Linked DNA regions of Homo sapiens: region 2 is linked to region 1. A link is a loop called in an ENCODE intact Hi-C map of the cell type or tissue named here. Cell type or tissue: ascending aorta. All regions are shown on one strand. Each heading gives the region's core, and the rest is flanking DNA. Links, peaks and the distances in the headings are about the cores only. Region 1 has its middle 24 kb from the start of SRRM3. Region 2 holds the start of FPASL (fibroblast proliferation associated lncRNA).

What was found. Hi-C counts contacts between places; a loop is a spot of excess contacts. Peaks named below come from ENCODE experiments on the same cell type or tissue, not always from the same donor. Only the 100,000 strongest peaks of a DNase experiment are listed, where the experiment ranks them.
Region 2: a loop joins it to region 1, with 16 times the contacts of the local background. A loop is called at or near these places in 94 of 110 quality-filtered maps.

Annotation. Positions count from the first base shown.
Region 1 is chr7:76,170,240-76,185,990 of GRCh38, reverse strand. It overlaps the pseudogene LOC100420548. Among named protein-coding and RNA genes, the nearest start is that of SRRM3, 24 kb to the left of the region's middle. RefSeq lists an enhancer at 1-466. In ascending aorta, for the core only: a CTCF peak has its summit at 7,691 (motif pointing left); a DNase peak (open chromatin) is centred at 7,680; H3K4me3 peaks cover 372 bases.
Region 2 is chr7:76,307,334-76,323,084 of GRCh38, reverse strand. It overlaps FPASL (fibroblast proliferation associated lncRNA), which reads right to left and starts at 4,838. Exons shown (of 2, transcript NR_186616.1): 1 at 2,638-4,838; 2 at 799-1,366. RefSeq lists enhancers at 3,975-4,971, 5,320-5,499, 4,972-5,968, 8,519-8,813 and a silencer at 4,800-5,039. In ascending aorta, for the core only: a CTCF peak has its summit at 8,645 (motif pointing right); a DNase peak (open chromatin) is centred at 8,654; H3K4me3 peaks cover 67 bases; H3K27ac peaks cover 493 bases.

The DNA of each region.
Region 1 (15,751 bases), core at 4,825-9,824:
TTCCAGGGTTTGCTCTAGGGTTTGCAGCAGGAGCTGGGAGGGTCCCACTGCACCCCTCTTTTCTGAGCCAGACATTTTAGCCGAGCTCAGCCCAGCCTGGGGTATATCTGCCATCAGTCACCACTGTCAAAGCTTACCGTACCCAGCCCCCGACACATACACACCCAGGCACATGTCACTGCCTTCCCCCAACACAGAATCAGGCCCCAGCCCATGAAGGGAGCATTTTCAGTACCCGCAACCACGGCCCCAAACAGGCGACCTCCCTCCAGGGCTGCAGCGGAGTTAACCTAATTCCGGGCCTGCGGTCGGCCTGGCACACTGGCGCCGGCTCACAGCTCACAGCCAGCTGGGAGAATACAAACCAGAAGGATCCCGGGGCAGGGAGGGATTGGGGAGCCAGCAGGACGCGAAGGTGTTATTTTTAGGCAGCAAGGTGGGGCTTGAGGTGGATCTGGTGGCTTAGGGAGGAGGGGGCTCCACACAATGATGGGAGGCTCCAGTCAGAGGGACAGGGTGGCATGCGTGTGGCTTCTCCTTAGAGGTACCAGGCCGGCCTGGGGCTTCCAGGAAGGTGGGGAGGGGTCCGAGAATCGGAAAGGGGATTACCGTGGCTTCCTGCCAGAGCTGTCCCTGCTGGGCCTGGGAGAGACACAAAGCACACGCAGGGGTTTTTGGGACAAAGAGGCCAGCTAGGGGGAGTGAAATGGCTCTAAAGTGGGCAGAAGGTTGGGCATCGTGGCTCACACTTGAAATCCCAACACTTTGGGAGGCCAAGGCAGGAGGACTGCTTGAGCCTAGGAGTTTAAAACCAGCCTGGGGAACATAGCAAAGCCCTATCTCGACAAAAAAATAAAATGTTTAGCTGGGTATGGTGGCACATGCCTGCAATCCCAGCTGCTTGGGAGGCTGAGGTGGGAGGATTGCTTGAGCCTAGGAGGTCCAGGCTGCAGTGAGCTATGATTGCACCCCTGCACTCTAGCCTGGGAGGCAGAGCAAGACCTTATTTCAAAAATAAAATAAAATAAAATAAAATAAAATAAAATAAAATAAAATAAAATAAAATATAAAAATAGTGGGCAGGGCTGGGCACGGTGGCTTACGCCTGTAATCCCAGCACTTGGGGAGGCCAAGATGGGCGGATCATGAGGTCAGGAGATCGAGACCATCCTGGCTAACACGATGAAACCCCGTCTCTACTAAAAATACAAAAAAATTAGCTGGGCGTAGTGGCGGGCGCCTGTAGTCCCAGTTACTCAGGAGGCTGAGGCAGAAGAATGGCATGAACCCGGGAGGTGGAGGTTGCAGTGAGCCGAGATCGCACCACTGCACTCCAGCCTGGGTGACAGAGCGAGACTCCGTCTCAAAAAAAAGAAATAAAAAATAAAAATAAATAAAATAAAAATAGTGGGCAGCCCAGGCGCAGTGGCTCATGCCTGTAATCCCAGCACTTTGGGAGGCCAAGGTGGGCGGATCACGAGGTCAGGGGTTCGAAACCAGCCTGACCAACATGGTGAAACCCTGTTTCTACTAAAAATAAAAAATTAGCTGGGCGTGGTGGCGCACGCCTGTAATCCCAGCTACTCAGGAGGCTGAGGCAGAAGAATTGCTTGAACCCGGGAGGCGGAGGTTGCAGTAAGTTGAGATCAGACCACTGCACTCCAGCCTGGGTGACAGAGTGAGAGTCTGTCTCAAAATAAATAAAAAATAAAATAAAATAAAATAAAATAAATACCAAGGTGTCCGTGGGCTGTGTTCCTTCTGGAGGCTGTCGCAGAGAGCTCTTTTCCTTCCCTTTTCCACCTCCTAGAGGCTGGCTGCATCCCTCAGCTCATGGTTCCCTCCTCCATCTTCAGAGCTAGCACTGCAGCATCCTCAAATCTCTCTCTCTCTGTCTCTCTCTCTCTCTCTCTCTCTCTCTCTCTGGCCTGCATCTGGGGTCACATCTCCTTCTCTGATTCTGACCCTCCTGCCCACTTTTAGGAGAACCTTTATGATTACATTGGGCCCACTGGGATTTGTAGGAGAACCTTCCCATCTCAAAATCCTTAAATGGCCATGCATGGTGGCTCATACCTGTGATCCCAGCACTTTGGGATGCCGAAGCAGGAGGATCGCTTGAGCCTAGGAGTTCAAGACCAGCCTGAGTAACATAGTGAGACCCTGTCTCTACAAGACATTTTTTAAAAAATTAGCCAGGTGTGGTGGTGTGTGGCCGTAGTCCCAGCTACTTGGGAGGCTGAGGTGAGAGGACCACTTGAGGCCAAGAGTTCGAGGCTGCAGTGAGCTATGATTGTACCACTGCACTCCAGCCTGGTCAACAGATTGAGTCCCTGTCTCTAGAAAACAAACAAACAGACAAACAAAAACCAGGGTAATCATAAGGGGTTGCTGCATTAAATGCCAAGACCCACACACAAGTCCGGGAGCCATGTTAGAGTAAGGGGTTGACTTGATGACATGCTTTTTATTTTTAAATTTTTAAAAAATATTTATTTATTTATTGTTATTATTATTTGAGACAGAGTCTTGCTCTGTCGCCCAGGCTGGAGTGCAGTGGCATGATCTTGGCTCACTGCAACCTCCACTTCCTGGGTTTAAGCAATTCCCCTGTCTCAGCCACCCAAATAGCTGGGATTACAGGCATGTGCCACCATGCCCGGCTTTTTTTTTTTGAGATGGAGTCTTGCTCTGTCACTCAGGCTGGAGAGCAGCGGCACGATCTTGGCTCACTGCAACCTCCGCCTACCGGGTTCAAGTAATTCTCCTGTCTCAGCCTCCCGAGTAGCTGGGACTACAGGTGCCCACCACCACACCTGGATAATTTTTGTATTTTTAGTAGAGCTGGGGTTTCGCCATGTTGGCCGGGCTGGTCTCGATATCCTGATCTCAGGTGATCCGCCCGTCTTGGCCTCCCAAAGTGTTGGGATTACAGGCGTGAGCCAACGCGACTAGCCGCATATTTGAATTCTAATTTCACAAGGAATACTTCTTGTATATTCTGATCCTTATTAGGAGGGACTTCTCACTGTGCAATATTTCACTGTACAAAGTGTATTCGTGTGCTGGGGCTGGCAGAACAATGTACCATGAACGGAGCAGCTTAAACAACAGAAATTTACTGTCGCACAGCTCCGGAGCCTGGAAGTCTGAAATCCAGGTGCCAGCAGGGTTGCTTCCTATTGAGGGCTGTGAGGGAGGATCTTTTCCAGGCCTTTCCCAGAGCTTCTGGTGTTTGCTGGCAGTCTTTGGTGTGGCTTGGCTTGCAAAAGCATCACTGCATCTCTGCCTGTATTATCACATGGCCATCTTCTCCCTGGGTGTTGTGTCACTGTGGCTGTCTCTGTCTCTTCTCTCTCTCTCTCTTTTTTTTTAAATTTTTTTTTTCAAAGCATCGTACTCTGTTGCCCAGGCTAGAGTGCAGTGATACAATCATAGCTCACTGCAGCCTTGACCTCCTGGGCTCAAGCAATCCTCCCACGTCAGCCTCTTGAATAGCTGGGACTACAGGTGTGCATCACTGCACTTGGCTATTTTTTAGAGATGGGGTCTTGCTATGTTGCCCAGGCTGGCCTCAAACTCCTGGCCTCAAGTGATCCTCCCACCTCAGCCTCCCAAAGGGCTGGAATTACAGGTGTGAGACACCACACCACACCACACCATGCCAGCCCTCTGTTTCCTTTTTTTTTTTTTTTTTAATTTTGAGACAGAGTCTTGCTCTGTCACTGTCACCCAGGCTGGAGTGCATTGGAACGATCTTGGCTTACTGCAACCTCCACCTCCTGGGTTCAAGCAATTCTCCTGCCTCAGCCTCCCAAGTAGCTGGGATTACAGGCATGCACCACCATGCCCCACTAATTTTTGTATTTTTAGTAGAGATGGGGTTTTGCCATGTTGGCCAGGCTGACCTCAAGTGATTCACCCTCCTTGGCCTCCCAAAGTGCGGGGATTACAGGTGTGAGCCACCGTGCCTGGCCCCTCTTCTTTTCTTATAAGGACACCAGTCACATTAGATTAGGGGCCCACGCCACGCCAGCACGACCTCATCTTAACAAATGACATCTGCAAAGACCCTGTTTCCAAATAAGGCCATATTCTAAGGAATTGGGGGTTAGGACTTCAATGTATGACTTTTTAGGGACAAAATTCAACACATCCCACTAAATACATGGAGTAAAAAGTTGACAGTACACAATACACATTCCAAAGGCAATTTCCATCTCCACTCTAGAAGTTTGTCCTTCAAGACCTTTTTCTATTTGTTGATTCATTTATTTATTTGAGACAGGATCTTGCTCTGTCGCCCAGGCTGGAGTGCAGTGGCTCGATCATAGCTCCCTGCAACCCCAGGTCCTCAGCTCAAGTGATCCTCCCATCTTAGCCTCCCAAGTAGCTGGGACTACAGGCACACACCACCACACCTGGCAAAATTTTTTTAGTTTTGATAGAGACGAGGTCTCACTATGTTGACCAGGCTGGTTTCGAACTCCTGGGCTCAAGCAATCTTCCTGCCTTGGCCTCCCAAAGTACTGGGATTACAGGCACGAGCCACCGTGCCCAGCCTCTATGCTTTTATATTCAACTGCAAATACATTTTACCCCCATATATGGAATCCTACGATACACATCTGTTGTCATCTAATAGGCTGGGGAGAGGCTTTGGAGGCAGATCAGCACTTCGTTTATTAGCTTTGGCCTTGCGGAGAGAATAGGGAATAGTGAACCCACTGGGAAACCACTCCAAAGCCCTGCATTGGGACCCTCCCTTTGGGCCAAAGCTTGGTTGGGGAGGGGGCAGCTCTGTGGGTGTGTGCTGGGGGTCAGCACCTTATTCTTGGGCCCTTCGATCTCCTGCTCATCTGCAGGGAGGACGCTGGTTTTTTTGTTTGTTTGTTTTTGTTTTTGAGACGGAGTCTCACTCTGTCGCCCAGGCTAGAGTGCAATGGTGCAATCTCGGTTCACTGCAACCTGCATCTCCCGGGTTCAAGCAATTCTCCTGCCTCAACCTCCTGAGTAGCTGGGACTACAGGTGCACGCCACCACGCCCGGCTAATTTTTTTTTTGTATTTTTAGTAAAGACGGGGTTTCACTGTGTTAGCCAGGATGGTCTCGATCTCCTGACCTCGAGATCCGCCCACCTCGGCCTTCCAAAGTGCTGGGATTACAGGTGTGAGCCATGGCGCCTGGCCTACTGTGCTATTAAAATAATTACTCACTAGGCCACGTGAGGTGGCTCATGTCTGTAATCCCAGCACTTTGGTAGGCTGAGATGGGTGGATCACCTGAGGTCAGGAGTTCGAGGCCAGCCTGGCCAACAATGTGAAACCCCATCTCTACTAAAAATACAAAAAATAGTATGGCATGGTGGCGCATCCCTGTAATCCCAGCCACTCCGGAGGCCGAGGCAGGAGAATCGCTTGAACCCGGGAGGCAGTGGTTGCAGTGAGCCGAGATCGCGCCACTGCACTCCAGCCTGGGCGACAGAGCAAGATCCTGTCTCAAATAAATAAACAAATCAATGAATAGAAAAAGATCTCGAAGGACAAACATCTAGAATGAAGATGGAAATTGCCTTTGGAATGTGTATTGTGTGTAGGGTGCTCTCAACTTTTTACTCCATATATTTAGTGGGATGGGTTGAATTTTATTCCTAAAAATTCATGTATTGAAGTCCTAAGTCCCAGTTTCTCAGAATATGGCCTCATTTGGAAACAAGGCCTTTGCAAATGTCATTTGTTAAGATTACTGTTTTCCATGGGTGGGGTGGGGTTGGGGGGCTCCCAGGGGGGTCGCAGGAGAGGATCTGCAGACTGGGGCCACCACTGTTGATGAGTCAGTTCAGACATTTCCCCATCTCACAATCACATCTGCTGTGCTGGTACAAACCAGCCCCAGATCAGCCCACCTGGTCCTATCTCTCAGCATCTTGTTCTGCCTGACCCAGGGTGACCCCCTTAGACTTTGCGAGGAAACTTAAGCAACTAGAAGAAAATTAAGAGGAGGAAAAGAACTCATTTCTGGCTGGCCAGCTCTGGCTGATGCAGGAAGTTCGCCCCAAGTTATGAGTCCGTGGGGGCCAGGGCGCAGGCAGGGGCGGGATGTGGGCAGCCTCTGCGAGTGGGGAAACTGAGGAATTCCATCTCAAGCCCTACGAGATTAGGAACTGGGACCCACAGAGGCAAGCACCGGGAGACCCGGGCCCAGCCCCCTGTAGGCTAGAGCCTGCCAGCGCCTGGATGGGGATTTTAATTTTTTTATTTATTATTTATTTATTTATTTATTTTTATTTGTATTTTGAGATGGAGTCTCGCTCTGTCACCCAGGCTGGAGTGCAGTGGCACAATCTCAGCTCACTGCAAGCTCCGCCTCCTGGGTTCATGCCATTCTCCTGCCTCAGCCTCCCTAGTAGCTGGGACTACAGGCGCCTGCCACCACGCCCCGCTAATTTTTTTGTATTTTTAGTAGAGACGGGGTTTCACCATGTTAGCCAGGATGGTCTCGATCTCCTGACCTCGTGATCTTCCCACCTCCGCCTCCCAAAGTGCTGGGATTACAGGCGTAAGCCACTGCGCCTGGCCTATTTTTGTTTTTGAAACAGAGTCTTGCTCTGTCTCCAGGCCCCCTGCAGTGTCACGAGCTTGGCTTACTGCAACCTCCACCTCCCGGGTTCAAGCAATTCTCCTGCCTCAGTCTCCCGAGTAGCTGGGACTACAGACACACGCCACCATGCCTGGCTAATTTTTTGTACTTTTAGTAGAGATGGGGTTTCACACTGTTGGCCAGGATGGTCTCAATCTCTTGACCTCGTGATCTGCCCGCCTCAGCCTCCCAAAGTGCTGGGATTACAGGAGTAGGCCACTATGCCCGGCCTCTGGATGGAGATTACTGCAGACATCCATAGTGGCTGCAGGGCAGGCTCCAGCTCTCCCTCCTTGTCCCCAGCAGCTTCCTCCCACCCTGAGTTTGGAGTAATTGATCCCTATCCCCTGGGCATGTCAGGCAGGAATGTCCTGTCCCTGCTGTCCCCACAGGGCAGTGGAGCCAGGAGGGAGTCAAGGTTACCTGGTTAATGGAAGTTTCCCTGACAATTCATCTTGTGGGGCACCACCTTGCTCCTCTCTCTGTTTTTAAATTTTAAGACAGGATCTGGCTTTTTGGCCAGGCTGGAGTGCAGTGGCATGATCATAACTCATTGCAGCCTCCATCTCCTGGGCTCAGGCAATCCTCCTGCCTCAGCCTCCCAAGTAGCTGGGTATATGGGTGATATGCACCACCATCCCCGGCTAATTTTTAAATTTTTTGTAGAGACATGGGAGGTGGGGGGCAGTCTCACTATGTTGCCCAGGCTTGTCTTGAACTGGGCTAAAGGGATCTTCCCACCTGGGCCTCCCAAAGCGCTGGGATTACAGGCGTGAGCCACCGTGCTTGGTCTCTGCCTTGCTTCTCTTGGGCAAGATGACAGCTTCTGCACTTCCTGCACCGATACTGTGTCTCCGGTTTCCACCGCCCTCCTGGATCCACTCCGGCCTCCCTTCTCGCCGTCTGAAGGCGGCTGTCCCTCCTGCCTAGATGAGCAGAGACCAGACAGAGCCGGAAGCTGGATTTGGCTCTGGAATGCTAATGAGCATTCTGCCGACCGTGACCTCCCGGGGCTGGAGCAGGGCTGGTGCAGCCTCAGCCTCTGGCTCCCTCTGCAGGCAGCAGGCGGGAACTGCGGGGGAGTTGTGGCCTGCGGGAGACCAGGTCCTCCTCGTGGAGGTCAGGGTTGTTCTAGGTTACGCTGTTCATCCCGTCCGCGATCGCAGACGAGACTCGAGACTTGCTTTCTTTATAATTACCCAGCGTGGCTGGGTGGCCCCAGGACTTAACAGCAGCTTCTTTGCTGGATGGACTCTTCTGCTGTCTAAGTACCTTCGCCCTGGGCGCCCCCTACTCCCACACTCTGTTATTTAAAGACTGGTTCTCCACCTGGTGGGTGGCTTATGCCTGTAATCCCAGCACTTTGGGAGACTGAGGTGGGAGGAATCCAGGAGTTGGAGACCAGCCTGAGCAACATAGAGCGACCCCGACTCTACAAAAAAAAAAATTAGGTGTGGTGGCATATGCCTGTAGTCCCAGCTACTCAGGAGGCTGAGGCAAGAGGATCACTTGGGCCTGGAAGGTGGAGGCTGCAGTGAGCTATGATTGTACCACTGCACTCCAGCCTGGGAAACAGAGGGAGACCTGATCTCAAAAACAAAACAAAGGCCGGGCGCTGTGGCTCATGCCTGTAATCCCAGCACTTTGGGAGGCTGAGGTGGCCGGATCACCTGAGGTCAGGAGTTCAAGACCAGCCTGGCCAACATGGTGAAACCCCGTCTCTGCTAAAAATACAAAAATTAACCGGGCATGGTGGCAGGCACCTGTAGTCTCAGCTACTCAAGAGGCTGAGTCAGGAGAATTGCTTGAACCCAGGAGGCTGTGGTTGCAGTGAGCCAAGACTGCACCACTGCACTCCAGCCTGGGAGACAGAGTGAGACTCTGTCTAAAGAAAAAAAAAAGAAAGAAATAGTGGCCAGGCACGGTGGCTCACGCCTGTAATCACTTTGGGAGGCCCAGGCAGGAGATGGCTTGAGTCCAGGAGTTTGAGAACAGTCTGGGCGATATGGCCAGACCCTATCTCTAAAAAAATAAAATCAATCAACCAACCAATCAATTAATCAATCAATCAAAAAATTAGCTGGGCATGGTGGCACACACCTGTGGTCCCAGCTATTCGGGTGGCTGAGGCACAAAAATCGCTTGATGGCAATTTGGTGCTGCTCCTGACCCTGGGTGCTGAGCAGGCCCGGTGCTGTCTCCCGTGGACCTGGTCGGGCCTTACCTCTTGATGACAAACTGGATGCTGTTGCTGGCCTCCAGAATCTTCCAGAGCTTGGCGATCCCGAAGCAGTTGGGCCTGTGGAGAGAGATGCCTTCAGGCAGCCCCACCACAAACAGCTCCTCCGGGTGCATCAGAAACTTGGAGTATGGCACCTTGACGGGCTCCGAGATGCCAATGGCCTTGGCTGCAGAGACATGGCTGCTGTAAGGCCACCCGGTGCCACAGGGCCAGGAATCTCAACCCCTGTGTCTCATGCCTGTGTAGGGGGCAAAGCTGCCAGAGCCCTTTTGAGGGCCTTCCTGGGAGGTGAGCCAGGCGTGAGCCACCTTGCCCTGCTTATATTACTTATTTGCTTACTGTTTATCTCTCCACATGAGGATGTGTACCCTAGGAGGTGGGGACATCTGTTTGGTCCACTGCTTTTTCCCCAGCGCCTTGTGCAGGACCTAGTACACAGTAGGTGCTCAATAAATATTTGTTGAGTCAGGGTGCGTTGGCTCACGCCTGTAATCCCAGCTCTTTGGGAGGCCGAGGCAGGAGGATCATTTGAGGTCAGGAGTTCGAGACCTGCCTGGCCATCATGGTGAAACCCCGCCTCTACTAAAAATGCAAAACAGTTAGCCAGGCATGGTGGCGGGCACCTGTAATCCCAGCTACTCAGGAGGTTGAGGCAGGAGAAGTGCTTGAACCCAGGAGGCGGAGGTTGCAGTGAGCTGAGATCGCGCCACTGCACTCCAGCCTGGGAAACAGAGTAAGGCTCCATCTCAAAACATTTAAGAGATGGGTCTCTCTATGTTGCCCAGGCTGATCTTGAACTCCCAGCCTCAAGTAATCCCCTCGCTTTGGCTTCCCAAAGTGTTGGGATTACAGGCATGAGCCACCTTAGCCTGCCTATTTTACTTATTTGCTTACTATCCATCTATCTCTTCACAGGCAGATGTGCACCCCAGGAGGTGGGTACTTCTGCTTGGTTCACTGCTTTGTCTCCAGCTCCTTACACAGGACCTGGTACACAATAGATGCTCAATAAATAGCTGTTGGATAAACGGACAAATTAATCCCAACAGGTGGCTCCTGGGAAGCATGCTGGGCCTTGTTAGAAATGGGGCCTATGGTCGGGTGTGGTGGCTCACGCCTAAAATCCCAGCACTTTGGGAGGCTGATGAGGGTGGATCACCTGAGGTCAGGAGTTCGAGACCAGCCTGACCAACATGGTGAAAGCCTGTCTCTACTAAAAATACAAAATTAGCCAGGCATGGTGGCACGTGCCTGTAATCCCAGCTACTCAGGAGGCTGAGGCAGGAAAATCGCTTGAACTCGGGAGGCGGAGGTTGCAATGAGCTGAGATTGCTCCAAAGTCTCTAAATAAATAAATAGAGCCTACTTGAGGTTTCCAAAAGGAACCCAGCCTTGGATTGGGGTCAGGCATATATTGGGTTTCCTCTACTAGAGGCGGTCAAAATCAAGAAAAGTCTGGGGCCTGCCTGGCCCACCCCTTTCCGTTTGCTCCCTGGGGAGATGAGTCCTAAGCACCACCAGCCCAGGTCCATTTCTTACCTGTCAGCGTCTCCATCCCATAACCAGAATCCTCCGATGGCAGGTGCCCAGGCATTGAGTCTGTCATTTCCTCAGAGGTTGGCAAGGCATCTGAAGACAAAACTCCAAATGACATGGGTGTCTTCTGCCTGTCATACTCCTGTCACAGTCCTTCAGGGACCACCCAGCCCAGTCTCCCCACAGGCAAGGGTCTTTTTCTTTCTCTCTTTTTTTTTTGGTTCGAGATGGAGTCTCACACTGTCGTCCAGGCTGGAGTGCAGTGGCGCCATGTCGGCTCACTGTAACCTCTGCCTCCTGGGTTCAAGCGATTCTCCTTCCTCAGCCTCCCGAGTAGCTGGGACTACCAGGCGTGAGCCACCATGCCTGGCTAATTTTTGTGTTTTTAGTAGAGATGGGGTTTCACCATGTTGGCCAGGCTGGTCTCAAACTCCTGACCTCTGGTGATCTGCCCGCCTCGGCCTCCCAAAGTGCTGGGATTACAGACGTGAGCCACTGCGCCCAGTCATTTTTTTTTTTTTTGAGATAGGGTCTCACTCTGTTGCCCAGGCTGGAGTGCAGTGGTGCGATCACAGCTCACTGCAGCCTCCAGCTCTTGGTCTCAAGTGATCCTCCTGCCTCAGCCTCCTGAGAAGCTACACTGACAGGCACACACCACCACATCTGGTTAACTCTTTGTATTTTTAGTAGAGATGGGGGTCTTGTTATGTTGCCCAGGCTGGTCTTGAACTCCTAGCCTCAAGCAATCCTCCCATGTCAGCCACCCAAAATGCCAGGATTACAAGCATGAGCCACTGTGCCCGGCACCCTCTTGGCTTCTGACAGTCACCCCATACTGAGGATCCAGTGCCCAAATCTACCCTCTCCTCTGAAGATGTGGAAAATGAGGCTGGGCAGGGGGTAGGGTCCAACTCAGAGCCTCTCACGCTCATGCCTTTTTCTTCTCACCAGCCTCACAAATCCCAGGGAAGCCAAGCCAGGGAGGTGAAGTTTGAGGGGACCTTCTGGAAGGTCAGAGCTGAGAACGCTGATTCTCAATGCAGGGGACAGATGTGGCCAGAAAAAGCATTCACAATACCCTGATGTTTCTCAGAATCCACGGAGAGAAACAGTGGCCTGGAGGCCTCTTCTTCACCAGGGCAGACCCTCGGGAGGCTAACGATACGGCCCTGATTTCTGCAGGGGGTGGTCAGACGCCCGTCCCTTACCTGGGACAGTGACCTGAATGATGTCCAGAACCTCTGGTTCAATTTTGATCGGCCTCAGCCCACCCAGCTCCCCAGAGGTTCCTGCAAGGAGGAAAGGAAGGATCTGGTCAAGTCTGGCACAAGCCTGACTGGGCAGAGTGAGTCTTTCCAGAACATTCTGTTGTCTGTAACTTGTTATTGAGGCCCTACCTAGGACAAGTCATGTCAGTCCCCTGGCTCCTGCCCAGACCAGAACTGGAGGTCAGGGGGGCCCTCAGGCCAGGCTTAGAGGCTCCAATTTACAGACCCAGTGACTAAGACCCCCTAGAGGGGAGGCTGCTGGTCCAAGATCCTGGGGCCTGGGTCTAGGCATCAACAGGAGGCAGTGGTGATGGCCAGCACCCAGCTCTCCATGTCCCCGACCCCAGTAAGCTCCCAGCATGCCTTGCACCTCAGCGCTGTGAGGCCTGGGAGATGCAGGTGGGCAGAGGAGGCTCGTTAGCACTCCAGGCTCATGGGCTGAGTTGAGCTCCCCGCCAAGGCTGCCGGGTAGGGCTGGTGGTTGCCCTCCCGGACCATGACATACACAGTGGGCCCTATTCCTTCTCACCTGGCCCGCAGTCTTCAGACATGCTGCCCTTGTCTGACCTGTGAAGGGAAGCAGGAAATGACACCTGTCAGCCAAGTCCAGGGCCACCCTGCCCCAGCCTTGCCCCTCCAGGCGGTCGGGGCCCACCGCGGGCGCCACTGCAGAAGGCATCCCTGTCCCCATCAGCCCCTGGCCCCCAGGATGGTGCTCCCCATCTCCACCAGGAAGACAGATTCCCCATGCGCTATCTCCAGGGACCACAATTTCCAGGGTTGGCCGAGCCAGGTATGTGCTCCCTGTCCTGGGGTGAACCATCTGGGGATCCCCCTTCTTAACCATCTGGGAGCTCTAGGGCTCCTGAGCTTGACACAGTGGGGTTTTGATCACTGCTTGTGGGAGACTGAGACCTGCAGGGCCTGGAAAGGCTTAAGAATCTGGAGTTGGGGGCTGGGGAATGAAGGTGGCAGGAACCCTGGGACGGATGATTTGGTTAATTCCCTCCCTCCAAGAGAACTGCGGGGAGAGGCCTGATATGATTTGGGGATTCTGGGAGAAATGGCCCACCCCTGCTCCTAAGAGGTCAGAACGTGCTTGGGGGGTGTTGGTGGATGGTAGCCAAGCTGATTGCTGGGGGCAGGGTCTGGTGGGCACTCAGGACAGGCATTGAACCTGGTGTTGGTATGTATGTATGCATGTAGTATGTATGTATATGTATATATGCATCCATGTATTTTTTTTTGAGACAGAATCTTGCTCTGTTGCCCAGGCTGGAGTGCAATGGCACAAATATTGGCTCACTGCAACCTCCGCTTCCGGGATTCAAGTGATTCTCCTGCCTCAACCTCCTGAGTGGCTGGAACTATAGGCATGTGCCACCACACCTGGCTAATTATTTTTAGTATTTTTAGTAGAGACGGGGTTTACAATGTTGGCCAGGTTGGTTTCAAACTCCTGACCTCAGGTGATCTGCCTGCCTCAGCCTCCCAAAGTCCTGGGATTACAGGCATTAGCCATCGTGCCTGGCCTCATGTTTGTATTTTTGAGACAAGGTGTTACTCTGTTGTCCAGGCTGGAGTGCAGTGGTGCAATCACAGCTCACTGCAGCCTTGACCTCCCAGGCTCAAGCAATCCTCCCACCTCAGCCTCCCAAGTAGCTGGGACCACAGGTACCAGCCACCACGCCCGGCTAACTTTTTATTTTTTGTAGAGACAAGGGTCTCACTATGTTGCCCAGGCTGGTGTCAAACTCCAGGGGTCAAGAGGTCCACCCACCTTGGCCTCCCAAAGTGCTGGGATTACAGGAGTAAGCCACCAAGCCCGGCCTGGCATGGGCGTGTATTTATTTTGAGACAGAGTCTTGCCCTGTCACCCAGGCTGGAGTGCAGTGGCACAATCTCAGCTCACTACAACCTCTGCCTTTCAGGTTCAAGCGATTCTCCTGCCTCAGCCTCCTGAGTAGCTGGGATTACAGGTGCCTGCCACCAGGCCCAGCTAATTTCTTGTATTTTTAGTAGAGATGGGGTTTCACCATGTTGGTCAGGCTGGTCTCAAACTCCTGAACTCAGGTGATCCACCCACCTCAGACTCCCAAAGAGCTGGGATTACAGGTATAAGCCACCGCTCCTGGCCTTTATTTTCTTTTTTTTTTATTTTTGAGACAAAGTCTCATTCTGTCATCCAGGCTGGAGTGCGGTGGCACAATCTCGGCTCACTGCAAGCTCTGCCTCCCGGGTTCACGCCATTCTCCTGCCTCAGCCTCCCGAGTAGCTGGAACTACAGACGCCTGCCACCACGCCAGGCTACTTTTTGTATTTTTAGTAGAGGCGGAGTTTCACCACGTTGGCCAAGACGGTCTGGATCTCTTGACCTCGTGATCCGCCCGCCTCGGCCTCCCAAAGTGCTGGGATTACAGGTGTGAGCCACCGCGCCTAGCCTATTTTCTTTTAATGAGAACCTCAGCCAGGCACAGTGGCTCAGCCCTGTTATCCCAGTCCTTTGGGAGGCCGAGGCAGGAGGATCACTTGAGGCCAGGAGTTCAAGACCATCCTGGACAACATAGTGAGACCTCTGTCTCCGTTAAAAAAAAAAAAAAAGAGGAGACCTCATTGAGGGTATATAGGAAATGAAACTAAGATATAATATATTTTGGCTTTGTAAATCAATGTTTTCACATATTGGTTTTGTTAGATTTATTTTTCCATCAGTGAAAACATTTTTTGAACACAAATTCCTTTTCCAGTTAAATAATTTGTAAGTAAAGTTTATTCAAATGTATGTTAAAACATTTAATATTTGTCTTCTGAAGTTTGTCTTTATGTACATCAAGATATTGGTTGTCTTGTCTTAAATGTATCATTGGATATCACATATTCTATTCGTTGTTTAATAAGGGTAATGCCCATCTAGGAATGAATAGTTTTTTAAAATCAAAAACAAGACAAATGACACACTCCACGTGGCAGGTAAAAGGTTAATGAGCTTCACATATAAAGAACTTCTTCAAATAAATAAAGAAAAAACATTTAGGCCGGGAGCGTTGGCTCACGCCTGTAATTCCAGCACTTCAGGAGGCCAAGGTGGGTGATCACTTGAGGTCAAGAGTCTGAGACTAGCCTAGTAACATGGTGAAACCCTGTCTCTACTAAAAATACAAAAAAAATTAGCTCGGCCGGGCTTGGTGGCTCACACCTGTAATCCCAGCACTTTGGGAGGCCGAGGCGGGTGGATCATGAGGTCAGGAGATCAAGACCATCCTGGCTAACACGGTGAAACCCTGTCTTTACTAAAAAATACAAAAAATTAGCCAGGTGTAGTGGCGGGCACCTGTAGTCCCAGTTACTCGGGAGGCTGAGGCAGGAGAATGGCATGAACCCAGGAGGCAGAGCTTGCAGTGAGCCGAGATTGCACCTCTGCACTCCAGCCTGGGTGACAGAGTGACTCCGTCTCAAAAAAAAAAAAAAATTAGCTCGACATGGTGGCTCATGCTTGTAATCCCAGCTACTAGGGAGGCTGAGGCAGCAGAATCGCTTCAACTCGTGAGGCAGAGGTTGCAGTGAGCAGAGATCGCACCAGTGCACTCTAGCCTGGGTGACAAGAATGAAGCTCCGTCTCAAAAAAAAAAAAAGGAAAGAATATTTGACATGAAAATGAAAGGTATTTTTTATAATATAGTCAATACATTAGGTGAAAGAGCAGATTACACGACAGTATATATAGTGTGTTTATATTTTGAGAAAATATATATTTTGAATATTGGAATTATATACACCCAACTAGTAATGTTATCCATTGATTCATGGAATTACAAGTGACTTTTTTTTTTGCTTGTCCCTATTTTCCAATTTTTCTACAGTGACCGTACTTGCAATAATTAAACATAGTATGGTCATTTAAAATATGTGCCCAAATTCTCTGATACCCTCTTCAACGGCAGAGCCCAGTCCCTATCCCCTTGAATGTGAGCTGGGTTACGTGATTCCCTTCTGACAGATAGGAAAAAGCAAAAGTGATGGCTTGCAACTTTGCAAACTACATCATAAAAGGTACTGTGGCTTCCTC
Region 2 (15,751 bases), core at 5,713-10,712, 140 kb before region 1:
CTCTATTTATGTGTGATGACCACATGCGTTGGCCTCTGCTCTGGTCAGCTGAAACTGCATGTTGATTCACTGGGTGATTTGAGTGGCTAAGAATGGCACCTCCCTCCTGGGTGCACAGTTCCCAAAGCCTACTCAGAGAAACAACCTTCTGAGCACTAGCTGGGTAACCCTGTTCTAGGAGTTGACAATCAGTGGTCACCAGCCTAATCAGAACATTAACATGTGGCATACCAGCTTGCTAATTAGCCCACTGGTTTGAATTTTCCAACTCTGATGTGGATAAACGTGGTTGAATCTGAATGGCCACAAGCTGTACCTCTCATTAACCACACAGCGCTGTGGTCAGTGAGGAGTTAGGGTGAGAGTAGCTGGATCACACTGGCAAGACAATGAGTCAAGACATCTCAGGTTATGTAAGGGACTCACGTGGCACTCTGTTATCCTGTTATCCAGAGTATTGGAGAGGAAAGGCCGTAGGAATTTGAGGAACACTATGACTTGGGGCCTTTTTTTTTTTTTTTTGGAAAGACAGAATCTCACTCTTGCACAGGCTGGAATGCAGTGGCATGATCACAACTCACTGCAGCTTCTACCTCCTGGGCTCAAATGATCCTCCTATCTCAGCCTTCTGAGTCGCCGGGACCATAGGTGCGTACCACCACCACACACACCTGGCTAATTTTTGGATTGTTTGTAGAATTGAGGTCTTGCTATACTGCCCAGGCTGGTCTTGAACTCCTGGCCTCAGGCAATCCTCCCATCTCAGCCTCCCAAAGTGCTGGGATTACAGACATGAGCCACTGTGCCCAGCTGGTTTTTATTTTTTGAATTGGCAGTGCACACACGTTACAAAAGTGTGAGGCGGCCGTATACAGCCCACAATGCTTGACATATTTACCCTCTGGCCAGTAGTTTGCAGACCCCTGGTTTATCAGAAACTCTTCCCAGCATGCCCATTACCTGATCACCCATTAATTGCCATTCTTAGAGGTAACTACTGCCATCCATTCTTCTAATTTGGTTGAGCTTGAAATAGGATTTTTGCTGCCTTTGAGCACTGATGTGACTCTGGCCTTGTGATTTTAAATATAGATAGTTGAAATTTGGTGGTCCCAAAACAGATATCTTGAATTAGAATATTTAATTCCATTTAAAGGGTAGTTAGGTGGTATTGGGGCACTTGAATCCCAAACACAAAAATTGAAAAGAACGTTACAGTGATTGGCTACAGACCCACTCCTTGATATGGCAGATAAATTCCTCTATGGGTTGTGGAACCTTGAAAGTCACTGTTGGCATTTTACTCCCAATGTTCATATTTCTCCTTACAAAAAGGACATTCTCGGCCAGGCGCAGTGGCTCACGCCTGTAATCCCACCACTTTGGGAGGCCGAGGCGGGCGGATCACCTGAGGTCAGCAGTTCGAGACCAGCCTGGCCAACATGGCGAAACCCTGTCTCTGCTAAAAATACAAAAAAATTAACTGGGTGTGGTGGCTCGTGCCTGTAGTCCCAGCTACTTGGGAAGCTGAGACACAAGAATTGCTTAAACCCAGGAGGCAGAGGTTGCAGTGAGCTGACATCACGCCACTGCACTCCAACCTGGGCAACCGTGAGACCCTGTCTCAAAAAAAAAAAAAAAAAAGGACATTCTCTAATATAACCGCCATACTGTTATCACCCAATTAATAATTCCCTAATATCAGCCCATATGCAAATTTCTCCAAATTGTCCTCAGAATGCATTTGATAGCTTTTTCCAATCCCCCTCCCGCACCACCTAGACTCCAATTAAAATTCATTAATTGCATTTCAATATTAGATTTCTTTGCCTATTTTTTTTTTTTTTTAAGAGACAGGGTCTCAGTTGCCCTGGTTGGAGTGCTTTGGACAATCAGAGCTCACTGCAGCCTCCAACTCATGGACTCAAACAGTCCTCCCAACTCAGTCTCCCGAGTAGCTGGGACCACAGGGCTGCACTACCACTTCCGGCTAATTTTTTTCTTTTTTTTTTTTCAACATGGCCTTCCAATAAATCTATTTTTATTTTTTGTAAAGATGGGTATGTTGTCTAGGCTGTTCCTGAATTTCTGGCCTCAAGTGATCCTCTCACCTTGGCCTCCCAAAGTGTTAGAATTAATGGGCATGAGCCACCACGCCTGGGCCTGATAATGGCTTGAGACCAGGCTACTTGACAGTCTCAAGGCCCCACGTTCTGGGTTTGTCCAGTTGTCTGTGCCTATGTCATTTAGCTTGTTTCCTGCCCTTGTTGGGGTACTTTTTTTGTCTTAAGAACTTTGCTTTCTCCTCCATTTAACCTTCTCACTGGTTCACTCTGTGTTTTTTTTTTTTTGTTTTTTTTTTGAGATGGAGTCTCGCTGTGTCACCCAGGCTGGAGTGCAGTGGTGCGATCTTGGCTCTCGGCAAGCTCCGCCTCCTGGGTTCACACCATTCTCCTGCCTCAGCCTCCCAAGTAGCTGGGACTACAGGCACCCACCACCACGCTCGGCTAATTTTTTGTATTTTTAGTAGAGACGGGATTGCACCATGTTAGCCAGGATGGTCTCGATCTCCTGACCTTGTGATCCACCCACCTCGGCCTCCCAAAGTGCTGGGATTACAGGCGTGAGCCACCACGCCCGGCTACTCTGTGCTCTTAAGCAACTACCAGCAGCAGAGCCTGTTACCTAAGCGGACAAGGCCAAAGCCACTGCTCTGAAAGGCCAGAGGGATTGGCCACTACCCATGGGGACCATCTTGTTTTCTGACTGGAGTCTTCTGGGCTCGGGGATTTGCCTCCTCAATCCTCTCCTGCCTCCCCTGGATGGGAAAAGTACAGTATTAGGTGGTTTAATAAGCACTGGCTTTGACTCACATCCTCACTTGGCCCACTGGGTCCTGGTGGTCTGCAGCTGTTCTGCCCCTATGCCTGGGGGAGGTGGGGAGACAGCACAGCCCACCTTATTCACTAGAGTTAACTCAGGAACCAGAAGCATGCCTGAGACACTTCTTTCATACTGGATCTACACTAGGGGAATCACAATCTTGGTGTTAAATTAGTTCTTCCCACTGTGGTCGGCAAATTACCCTACCACTCATTGGCTTGTAGGAGCTGAGAAGATAAATGAAAGCCTTTTTTTTTTTTGAGACGGAGTCTCGCACTATTGCCCGGGGTTGGAGTGCAATGGCGTGATACCAGCTCACTGCAACCTCCGCCTCCTGGGTTCACGTTGATTCTCCTGCCTCAGCCTCCCGAGTAGCTGGGATTACAGGCATCCACCACCATGCCTGGCTAATTTTTTTGTATTTTTAGTAGAAACAGGGTTTCACTATGTTGGCCAGGCTGGTCTTGAACTCCTGACCTCGTGATCCGCCCGCCTTGGCCTCCCAAAGTGCTGGGATTACCAGGCATAAGCCACCGTGCCTGGCCACAAGAAAGCCTCTTTTTACTCACTTAACCTGAAGCCAGATTTTAGAGATGAGGTTTCATTGGTTGTCAGTTTTTTTGTTTTGTTTTGAGACAGGATCTCGCTCTGTTGACCAGGCTGGAGTGCAGTGGTGCAGTCATAGCTCACTGCAGCCTCCACCTGCTGGACTCAAAGCAATCCTGTTTCAGCGTCCCAAGTAGCTGGGCTATCTGGCCTGGCTAATTTTTAAATTCTTTTTGTAGAGACTGGGTTTTACTATACTATGTTGCCCAGGCTGGTCTTGAACGCCTGGGCTTAAGCGATCCTCCTGCCTCGGTCTCCCAAAGTGTTGGGATTACAGGTGTGAGCCACCATGCCCAGCTGGGTTATGTTCTTTAAAGCCAGATAGCAAACTCACTTTTTATTCCATTAGGTTTATCAAAGCAGACTGCCTTCCAAGAGACGGTATTTTTTAGTGTTAAGTTGACAAGGGGTTTTGCCTGCTAAGTTTGCCGAGTAAATCCTCGGACAAGGATTGTGGGTAGTGGGCAGACCAAGAGTGAGAAATATTCTCTTGCCCTAAATCAGGAGACTACATTAGAAACAGACAAGATAGACTCAGGAAATAAAGGCTAAAAGGTATGAAGGACAAGGCAGCTTGTAGCTGACTGCAAGCATTGTGGGGTGAGTCTTTTTTTCATGTAATCTCCCTAAATACCGTCCAAGTCTCCAAGGTCAAACAGATGCCACCTCCCGCTGCTGGGGCGGGGCCACATTGAGTAATAATCATTGCTCCCCGTGGTATGTTAGCACTTCGATTTCTTTCGCCTAGTGGCGACAGAGCCAAAATGAAACTGAGTAAGTACAAAACAGCAAAATAGCATTGGCCGCATCCCTCAGGGCCTCACGCACGCACCAGCCACAGCTGGTCTGGCCGCCCTGCCCCATTCCTTGAGCCACAAAATGCTGCAGTGATGCTGGTTTGCAAAGCCCCAGAGCTAGGTCGGGGGATTCAGCATCCCTCCCGGCCCAGGTCTGGGCCCCCTCCCTACCCCAACCTGGGGGCTCTTGCAGTAGGTCCCCTGCCGACCCTTCCCGGCTCTGAAGCTGGCTTTCCCGGGGATCGCCTCTTCCAGACCCCGGACTCCAACAGCGTCCTCGAGCCCAGCCACCCCCGCCTCCAACCCACCTGGGAGCTCCATCCTCGGCCCTATCTCTGAGCACCTCCCCTCCCCAAACGCCCAGACCCCCGGCCAAGGAAGCCTTTTGCTGCCTGCCGTCTCCCCGAGGGGCCTCCTTTGCATTGGCGAGCCGTTCGTCCCTGGCCCCGGCGTGCACTGGCGCGCCTCTGTCCCCCGGGTTCCTCGACGTAAGACAGGTTTCTAGGACGGTGCAGAGGCCAGGGCGCCCGGACTACGCGGAAGCCCGGATGTGGGCCGGGCGGGACCACGGCTGTGTATGTAGCCCCGCCCCGGGGGCGGCCGCCTTCCCCTCGGGCATGGCAAGAGCCAATCACAGGCCAGCGTGTCCCCGCTCCGCCAATGGTCGGACTGTTGCTAGGGCCTGGGTCCCTGCCCCGAAATCGGCCCGCTTAGCGGCCCCGGGGCTTCATTTGTTGCAGATCCCGCCCTCCAGCCACTGGGGAGCTTTTATCTCCCAACTTCACCCGCTTCTCTCTCCTCCGTCTTCCGCCTCCACCTTTGTTACGTGCTTGGGAGGATGGAGCCTTGGGCTCGTGGTGGGCCCTTGGTCCCACGCCTGCCCTTCAGTTTCTCCATCTGAATAATGACGTGATCTCTCGTGTCCCGGCCCGTACTGGTTGGCTATCCTTTCTTACCTACACATCTCTGCTTCTGAAAACAGCCCTGGGAGGTCTGCGTTGTTCCCAGATTGCAGAAGAGGAAACTCCTGGCCCCCGATGCACACAACAGCTGGGCGGTTTCTGGTGGCTACCTGGGTCTGACGGGTTCCATCACTTTACACGCGGGAGCCATGGTGCAACAGTGAGGGAGGGGGCAGATCTGGTGTCCTGGCGACACTGAGGCCAGGTCCTGCCTCTCTTTGGTATCCCAGGCCCTCCACAGCTAGGTCCCAACCTGCCTGTCCAACCTCCGCTGCCCTCATGCCCCAGGTGTTACAGCCCCATCAGCCTCCTGTGCGCCCTTCAAGGTCCTCTGCTCCAATACCCTTCCCTCCCACGGTCCTGATGATGATAACTGAATCGAACAGTGGCTGCCAGCCAGGGCCAGGGCCCTCCCCCATCATCAGTCCTGAAAGATGTCAGAAATGGAATAAAGACACCCAGTCTCCCCGCTTCCCATCTCCTGACATAGAGTTGTATAATCCCAGGCCGAGAGGGAGTTGAGTTGCCCAAGTCACTATCAAGGCTGGATTTAGGAATTAAAAATCAGCTCCAGTGAGGTTGCTGACTGTTTAGAAAGGTGGGATTTCTGTCGCTCAGCAATGTCTATTTTCTTTTTCTTTCTTTTTTAGAGACAAGGTGTCACTCTGTTGCCCAGGCTGTACTGGAGTGCAGTGGTGCAATCATAGCTCACTGGAGCCTCCAAATCCTGGGCTCTGAGTAGCTGAGACTATAGGTGTGCACCACCATACCCAGCTGATTTCTAAATTTTTTTTGTAGAAACAGTCTCACTGTGGTGCCCAGACTGGTCTCGAGTACCTGACCTCAAGCCTCAGCCTCCCAAAGTGTTGGGATTACAGGTGAAAACCACTGTGCCCGACCCAATGTTTCATTTTCTGAATAAAGGGCTGTTGGGGGACAAAAGCTTAAGAGCTCAGGATTTGGATTCTCATCCCACCATGTCCTAATTAGGTGACATAACCTCTCAAGGTATTTAGCCTTTTAGAGGATCAGTTTCTACATCTGTAAAACGAGAATAATACAACCTACCTCAAAAATGTCTAGCAGTGACTGAGTGCTTACTATCGGCTCTCAGCAGCCTTCTAAAGACTTCACAGTGGCTGGGTGCAGAGGCTCAAGCCTGTAATCCCAGCACTTTGGGAGGCTGAGGCAGGAGGATCGCTGGAGACTGGGAGTTCCAGACCAGCCTGGGCAACATAGCGAGATCCTATCTCTACCAAAATTACAAAATTAGCCAGGCATATTGACAAATGCTTGTGGTCCCGGCTACTTGGGAGGCTGAGGTAGGAGGGTAGCTGGAGTCCAAGAATTCGAGGCTGTAGTGAGCTGTAATGGTGCCATGGCACTCCAGCCTGGGCAACTGAGCAAGATCCTGTCTCAAAAAAAAAAAAAAAAAAGCCAGGCATGGTGTCTCATGCCTGTAATCCCAGCACTTTGGGAGGCCGAGATGGGTGGATCACCTGAGGTCGGGAGTTAGAGACCATCCTGACCAACATAAAGAAACCCCATCTCGGCCCGGCGCGGTGGCTCACGCCTGTAATCCCAGCACTTTGGGAGGCCGAGGCGGGTGGATCATGAGGTCAGGAGATCGAGACCATCCTGGCTAACAAGGTGAAACCCCGTCTCTACTAAAAATACAAAAAATTAGCCGGGCGCGGTGGCGGGCGCCTGTAGTCCCAGCTACTCGGGAGGCTGAGGAAGGAGAATGGTGTGAACCCGGGAAGCGGAGCTTGCAGTGAGCCGAGATTGCGCCACTGCAGTCCGCAGTCCGGCCTGGGCGACAGAGCGAGACTCCGTCTCAAAAAAAAAAAAAAAAGAAACCCCATCTCTACTAAAAATACAACATTAGCCGGGTGTGGTGGCAGGTACCTGTAGTCCCAGCTACTCGGGAGGCTGAGGCAGGAGAATCGCTTGAACCCGGGAGGCAGAGGTTGCGGTGAGCCGAGATAGTGCCACTGCACTCCAGCCTGGGCAACAAGAATGAAACTCAGTTAAAAAAAAAAGAATACTTCTTAGGTATTAATTCATATAGTTGCATCATTTGCAGATGAGGAAACTGAGACTTAGCAACATGCCCAAGGTCCCACAGCTAAGAAGTAAGTGGCCAAGTGGGATTGAACCCAGGCAGTGTGACATGAGTTCCTGCAACCATAACTGCGATCCCGTGCTGCCGCTCAGTGGAGTGGGGTTGCTATGAGGATTTAATAAGCTAACGAGTGATTGGCAGCTAGCAGGTGCCTCCTAAAATGTGCCAGTTCTGATTAGGATCAGAGTGGAAACAGTGGTCAACCCCCCTGCAGCAGAGGGTGTGACAGGGTGGGGCAGGAGCCCGGGCTCAGGCCTTGGCTGCCAGACCCTTCCAAGGCAGAGAGAGTGGGCTGGGTCTTCCAGGAGGGAAATTCAGGGAGGCTTGAAGGCCCTTGGAAACTGAAGCCCAGGGCAGAGGAGAACCGGGCTAAAGGCGTGCTGGGTGTGGGGCTGGGGAGAGGGGCAGTGGGGAGGTGTCAGAGTTTTTCAAGACTGGGCCTCTTTTTATTTTTGTTGAGACAGGGTCTCGCTTTGTCACCCAGGCTGGAGTGCAGTGGCACAATCTTAACTTGCTGCAACATCCACCTCCTGGGTTCAAGCAATTCTCCTGCCTCAGCCTCCCGAGTAGCTGGGATTACAAGCATCCGTCACCACACCTGGCTAATTTTTGTATTTTTAGTGGAGACGGGGTTTCACCATGTTGGCCAGGCTGGTCTTGAACTTCTGACCTCAAGTTATCCACCTGCCTCAGCCTCCCAAAGTGCTGGGATTACAGGCATGAACCACCATGTCCGGCTTGTCTCTTTGTTTTATTTATTTATTTATTTATTTATTTATTTATTTATTTATTTATAAGAAACAGAGTCTCGCTCTGTCTTCCAGGCTGGAGTGCAGTGTTGTGATCATATCTCACTGCAGCCTCAAGCTTCTGGGCTCAAGCAATCCTCCCACCTCAGCCTCCCGAGCAGCTGGGGCTGTAGGTTTGCACCTACTGCCATGCCATGTCCGGCTACTTTTTCCTTTTTTTTTTTTTTTTTTTGTAGAGAAGGGATCTCACTATGTTGTCCAGGCTGGTCTCACATTCCTAGGCTCAAGCGATCCTCCCGCCTCAGCCTCCCAAAGTGCTGGGATTACAGGTGTGAGACACTGCGTCTGGCCAAGACCAAGTCAATTGCCCCTGTTTGCGCTCTACAGGGCTCAGAACCTGGGCAGAGATTCCTGAAGGTTCTGGACTGGGCAGTGTTGGTGCCTGAGGAATTCATCCTCTCTGGGAGGGCACCAGGGGGCAGTCGCTTACTGTCCTATCTGGGCCTGGGAGTGGGGCGATGTGGGTCCGCAAACCCCAGGGCGTCCTCTAGGGGGCAGTCTCGGGCCTGCCTGCGCACAGCTCCATCCTCCGTGTGGGAGGGGCTGAGGCTTCCTGCCTGATCTTGACTTGAGCCCGGGTGGGGATTGATTTATCTTTCTCCCACCCAGAGCCCACTACCCCCTGCTGAGGGGATCGGTCTGTGGGGCTGCTCCCAGGGTTCAAGGCTTTCAGGCTGGGCAGACCTGGAGAAGAGGGGTCTTTGGGGCCACGGGAGGAATTACAAAGGGATAGTTTGGGCATCAGGGTTCAGAGACAGGTGGGGTGGAATTCAGAGAGGGGAGGGGCCTCAAACAAGGGAGGGGAGAGTGGGGAAGTGAGGAAGTGCAGTCATGGGGTGGGAGCTCAGGGAAGACGGGTGAACTCCAAGAAAGGCCAGGTGAGGCGGCTCACATCTGTAATCCCAACACTTTGGGAGGTGGAGGCAGGAGGATCACTTGATTCCAGGAGTTCGAGACCTCCCTGGGCAACATAGTGAGACCCGCATCTCTACAAAAAATTAGAAACTTACCAGGTATAGTGGCGCACACCTGTTGTCCCAGCTACTCGGAAGGCTGGACAGGAGGATTGCTTGAGCCCAGGAGTTGGAGGTTGCAGTGAGCTATGATCTCACTAGTGTACTCCAGCCTGGAGACAGAGTGAGACCTGGTCTCTAAAAAAGAAAACAAAAAGAAAAGAAGAAGCCAAGCACGGTGGCTCATGCCTATAATCTCAGCACTTCAGGAGGCCAAGACGGGCGGATCACCTGAGGTCAGGAGTTCAAGACCAGACTAGCCAACATGGTGCAACCCCGTCTCTACTAAAAATACAAAAATTAGCTGGGTATGGTGGTGCACACCTGTAATCCCAGCTAATCTGGAGGCTGAGGCACAAGTATTACTTGAACCCATTGGGAGGAGGCTGCAGTGAGCCAAGATGGTACCACTGCACTCTGGCCTGGGCAATAGAGCGAGACTCTGTCTCAAAAAAAGAAAAGAAAAAAAAGAAAGAAAGAACGGATTTCCTGTGCGAGGAGGGACTTGGTGTTGGGAGGGGTACAGTCAGGTAGTGGAGCTGAGTCAGGGAGGGACAGAATCAGTGGGGCAGATGGGAACTCACGAGGGGTCCAGTGAGGGCATGAGGGCCAAGAGAGGGTAGGTGAACCCAAAGAAGGGAGTGATTTCTTTTTTGTTTGTTTGTTTGTTTGTTTGTTTTTGTTTTGAGATGGAGTTTTGCTCTTGTTGCCCAGGCTGGAGTGCAATGGCACTATCTCAGCTCACCACAACCTCTGCCTCCTGGGTTCATGCCATTCTCCTGCCTCAGCCTCCTGAGTAGCTGGGACTATAGGCGCCTACCACCACACCTGGCTAATTTTGTATTTTTAGTAGAGATGGGGTTTCTCCATGTTGGTCATGGCTGGTCTTGAACTCCTGACCTCGTGATCTGCCTGCCTCAGCCTCCCAAAGTGCTGGGATTACAGGTGTGAGCCACTGCGCTGGCTGACCTTTTTTTTTTTTTTTTTTGAGATGGAGTCTCGCTCTGTCACCCAGGCTGGAGTGCAGTGGCTCAGTCTTGGCTCACTGCAACCTCCACCTCCCGGGCTCAAGTGATTCTCATGCCTCAGCCTCCCGAGTAGCTGGGACTACTGACACCCACCACCATGCCTGGCTAATTTTTTTTGTATTTTGGTAGAGACTGGGTTTCACCATGTTGCCCAGGGTGGTCTTGAACTGCTGAGCTCAAGTGATCCGTCCGCCTCGGCCTCCCAAAGTGCTAGATTACAGGTGTGAGCCACTGCACCCGGCGGGAGTGACCTCTTTGTCATCCATCCACCTGATTAAGTTTTCAACCTCCTTATCCTGTGGTCCCACCAGCCTGAAGACATAGACGCTCCCAGCCATTCCTAAGAGGACTTTGAGGAGCCCATCATATGGAGAGCAGAACGACATAGGGAAAAAAGGGGTTACTTAGTGGGGTCAGGGGCCAGACTGAAGGCCTTTCTCACCCAGGCCCTTGTTGGTCATGCACAGAAATATCTGCATATCCTCAAGTCCCCCTGGGACTTTGGTCTTCCTACGATTGTTAGGGGACCTGGGTAGCTTCCACTATTCATGACTCCCCCTAGATCGTCACCCTGCATGGGACTGACAACACCAACAGACAACCAGAGGTCCCCCAGAAGTGAAGTCTCAGAATGGAAACTGAGCCCAGGGCCAGGCTGCACCCCAGCCCATGTCTCCGCCAGGGTGCAGCGGGCCCAAACCAAGGTCTGGCCCCAGCCCTGGGCTTTTTCCCTGGTTTTTTTTTTTTTTTTTTTTGAGATGGAGTCTTGCTCTGTTGCCCAGGCTGGAGTACAATGGCGCTATCTCAGCTCATGGCAATCTCTGCCTCCTGGGTTCAAGCAATTCTCCTGCCTCAGCCTCCAGGGTAGCTGTGATTACAGGTATCCGCCACCATGCCTGGCTAATTTTTTGTATTTTTAAGTAGAGATGGGGTTTCACCCTGTTGGCCAGGCTGGTCTTGAACTCCTGACCTCAGGTGATCCGCCTGCCTCGGCCTCCCACAGTGCTGGGATTACAGGTGTGAGCCACCTCGCCCGGCTGGCTTTTTCCTAAACATGGAGCTACTCCTGCCGCCTCAATCAATTCTTTATTTTTTTTAGAGACAAGGTCTTGCTCTGTCACCCAGGCTGGAGTGCAGTGGCATGTCCATAGCTCACTGTAGCTTCGAACTCCTGGGCTTAAGAGATTCTCCCGCCTTAGCCTCCCAAGTAGATCAGACTGCAGGCACCACCGTGCCCAGATAATTTCTTATTTTTAGTAGAGCCAGAGTCTCACTATGTTGCCCAGGCTGGAATGCAGTGGTATGATCATAGCTCACTGCAGCCTCAACCTCCTGGACTCGAGCCATCCTCCTGCCTCAGCCTCCTGAGTAGCTGGGACTATAAACATATGCCACCATGCTCAGAATTTTTTTTTTTCTTTGAGATGGAGTTTCACACTTGTTGCCCAGGTGGAGTGCAATGACACAATCTTGGCTCACTGCAACCTCTGCTTCCCAGGTTCAAGCGATTTTCCTGCCTCAGCCTCCTGAGTAGCTGGGATTACAGGCAAGCACCACCACATCTAGCTAATTTTTGTATTTTTAGTAGAGATAGGGTTTCGCCATGTTGGTTAGGGCTGGTCTTGAACTCCTGACCTCAGATGAACCACCTGCCTCAGCCTCCCAAAGTGCTGGGATTACAGGTGTGAGTCACTGTGTCCAGCCCCAGCTAATTTTTAAAAACGTTTTTGGTAAAGATGGGGACTCACTATGTTGCTTAGGTTGGTCTTGAACTCCTGGGCTCAAGCGATCTTCCCGATTCAACCTCTCAAAGTGCTGGGATTACAGGCATGAGCCACTGCGCCTGGCCTTGATTCATTCTTTAACCCCAATCCCTCCTGGCAGGCTCTGCCCCCTTGTTCAGTCCTGGGGCGGTGGGCAGGGAGGGGGAAGACTTCCTTCTACCAGAGTCAGCTGCTGATACCATCACTGTCATCTTAGGCAGGGCAGCTGCTGTACCCAGCTGAGAAGAAGGGTGGGAGGGGCTGTTATGCTATAGGAACCCCGCCCAGAGGGAGTCTGTTTTTCCCAGGGTCCCCAGCTGTGCTCTTTTCTCCCTGGGCTGAGTCGAGAGCCCTGGCTGGACACTTGCTTTTTGTTTGCAGGCCAGCCAGGGAGGCTCTGCCACCCTCGTGCTCCTGCCCGAGGCCATCCCACGAGTCTGTTATTGATCCAGAGCCGTCCCTTCTCAGCCAAGCCAGGGATTCCCGGCATTTGTCACACTGCCAACTCTCCCAGCACCAACTGGCGGTTGGCAGGGCTGTCTCTTGTAAGCAGCCCATGAAAATATGGCTCGTCCTTGGGAGGCACAGTTAGATGGGCAAAGCGAGGTCCAAAGTCACCTGGCGAGTTGGAAAGGGAAAGAGAACCAGAGGTCTCGACCAGGAGGAGCGTGCCAGGAATGGAGTGATCTCTGCTTATGCGTGGGTCTCCATCCCTGGCCTCCTCAGCGCTGGCACCCAGGGCATCGGTTGATGGGTAGAACAGTGCACCCTTTGGGGTGGAGTGCACGCACCCTGCTCCTGCCCTGCCCAGACCTGCTGGGTGACCCTGGCCAAATGCAGTCCCAGTCAGGCCTCAAGTTCCCCTCTGTAAGCTGAAGGGTTGGGCCAGCCAGTTTCTGGGAAAGGTACCTGCCCAAACGAATTAGTCCACTGGGGCATGGAGGGGAACACCTTTTCTTTTTCTTTTCTTTTTTTTTTTTTTGAGACGGAGTCTCGCTCTTTTGCCCAGGCTGGAGTACAGTGGCATAATCTTGGCTCACTGCAACCTCTGCCTCCTGCGTTCAAGCGATTCTTCTGCCTCAGCCTCCCGAGTAGCTGGTGAGAGGTGACAGCGTACTGGCAGTCCTCGCAGCCCTCGCTCGCTCTCGGCGCCTCCTCTGCCTGGGCTCCCACTTTGGCGACACTTGAGGAGCCCTTCAGCCCGCCGCTGCACTGTGGGAGCCCCTTCCTGGGCTGGCGACGCCGGAGACGGCTCCCTCAGCTTGTGGGGAGGTGTAGAGGGAGAGGCGCGGGCGGGAACCAGGGCTGCGCGTGGAACTTGCGGGCCAGCGCGAGTTCCGGGTGGGCGTGGGCTTGGCGGGCCCCGCACTTGGAGCAGCCGGCCGGCCCCGCCGGCCCCGGGCAGTGAGGGGCTTAGCACCTGGGCCAGCAGCTGCTGTGCTCGACTTCTCACCGGGCCTTAGCTGCCTCTCAGCAGAGCAGGGCTCGGGACCTGCAGCCCGCCATGCCTGAGCCTCCCCACCCCGCTGTGGGCTCCTGCGCGGCCCGAGCCTCCCTGACAAGCACCGCCCCCTGCTCCACGGCGCCCAGTCCCATCGACCACCCAAGGGCTGAGGAGTGCGGGCGCACAGCACGGGACTGGCAAGCAGCTCCACCTGCGGCCCCCATACAGGATTCACTGGGTGAAGCCAACTGGGCTCCTGAGTCTGGTGGAGAACCTTTATGTCAAGCTAAGGGATTGTAAATACACCAATCGGCACTCTGTATCTAGCTCAAGGTTTGTAAACACACCAATCAGCGCCCTGTGTCTAGCTCAGGATTTCTGAATGCACCAATCGACACTCTGTATCTAGCTACTCTGGTGGGGCCTTGGAGAACCTTTGTGTCCACACTCTCTATCTAGCTAATCTAGTGGGGATGTAGAGAACTTTTGTGTCTAGCTCAGGGATTGTAAACACACCAATCAGCCCTGTCAAAACGGACCAATCAGCTCTCTGTAAAATGGACCAGTCGGCTCTCTGTAAAATGGACCAATCAGCAGGACGTGGGTGGGGCCAGATAAGCGAATAAAAGCAGGCTACCCGAACCAGCAGTAGCAAGCCACTTAGGGTCTTCTTCGTCAGTGTGGAAGCTTTGTTGTTTCGCTCTTTGGGTCCACACCGCTTTTAAGAGCTGTAACGCTTGACGTGAATGTTTGTAGCTTTACTCTTCAGCTAGCGAGACCACGAACCCACCGGGAGGAACAAACAATTCCAGATGCGCCGCCTTAAGAGCTGTAACACTCAACGGTGAAGGTCTGCAGCGTCGCTTCTGAGCCAGTGAGAGCATGAACCCACCAGAAGGAAAAAACTCCCGACACGCCGCCTTTAAGAACTGTAACACTCACCGTGAAGGTCCTCGGCTTCATTCTTTGAGTCGGTGAGACCAAGAACCCACGAATTCTGGACTCACCGGGACTACAGGCGTGCTACGACGCCTGGCCATATTGGTGAGGCTGGTTTCAAACTCCTGACCTCGTAATCCTCCTGCCTTGGCCTCCCAGTGTGCTGGGATTACAGGTGTGAGCCACTGTGCCCAGCCGGAAACACCTTTTCTTTGCTTTTCTTAAATTTATTTATTTTTGAGACAAGGTTTTGCACTATCACCCAGGCTGGAGTGCAGTGGTGTGATCATAACTCACTGCAGCTTCTAGCTTTTCGGCTTAAGTGATCCTCCTGCAGGTGCGCACCAGCACATGTGGCTAATTTTTTTTTTCTTTTTTTGCAGGGATGAGTTCTTGCTATGTTGCCCAGGCTGCTCTCTAACTCCTGGTGTCAAGTAAATCTCCTGCCTAGGCCCCCCAAGGTGCTGGGATTACAGGTGTGAGCCCCTGCGCCCAGCCTGCAGTGCCTTTCTATAGTTTCCACTACACATTTACAGATCAGGGACACTTTTTTTTTTTCCTGAAAGTTTTGCTCTGTTGCCCAGGCTGGAGTGCAGTGGCCTGATCTCAGCTCACTGCAACCTCTTGAGTAGCTGGGATTACAGGCGTGCGCCACCACACCCGGCTAATTTTTGTATTTTTAGTAGAGACGGGTTTTGCCATGTTGGCCAGGCTGGTCTTGAATTCCTGACCTCAGCTAATCTGCCCCCTTCAGCCTCCCAAAGTGCTGCGATTACAGGGGTGAGCCACCACGCCCAGCCAGATCAGGGACACTTAGAGCTATGATGCTGTTCACTATCCCCCATGTCTTGATATGCCCTCCAGGCCCCAGGGGAGCTACACTCAGAGGTTCCCCCCATATTCCCTGGGGGGCAATTTCCCTGGGAGGGGCAGTATGGCAGTGGGGCTTAGCCCCCATATCAGGGATTCTGAGCTTTGAGGGCTAGTGCCAGACTGTCTGAGACAAGCCCAGCCTCACCCGCATCCCTCTGCTCTTCTGCTTTCTTCCTCCTCTCCCTCCCCTGCCAACCCGTGACCTCTGGCACTGTTGCAACCCCCCAGGTCCTGGTGTATGCATGTGGGAATGGTGGGGAGGTGTTTGGGGGGGCCAGCCTGACCCCTGCCCTGCCCTGGGCTCTGCCATGGTGGCATAGGGCTTCGGTGGTCTGGGGCTCTGTGCCTGGGCTGGAGGTGGTTTGGGGCTCTGTCCCTGGGCCGGAGCTCCAGTTCCCCCAACCCTCCTGTCCCTTGGTGGCTCTCCTCCATCACCAAGAGGCTCTTGGGACCTAGCTCTGGGGTTCCCTGTCGCCTTTCTGTGGGCAGCTTTTGCTTCTGTCTCCACC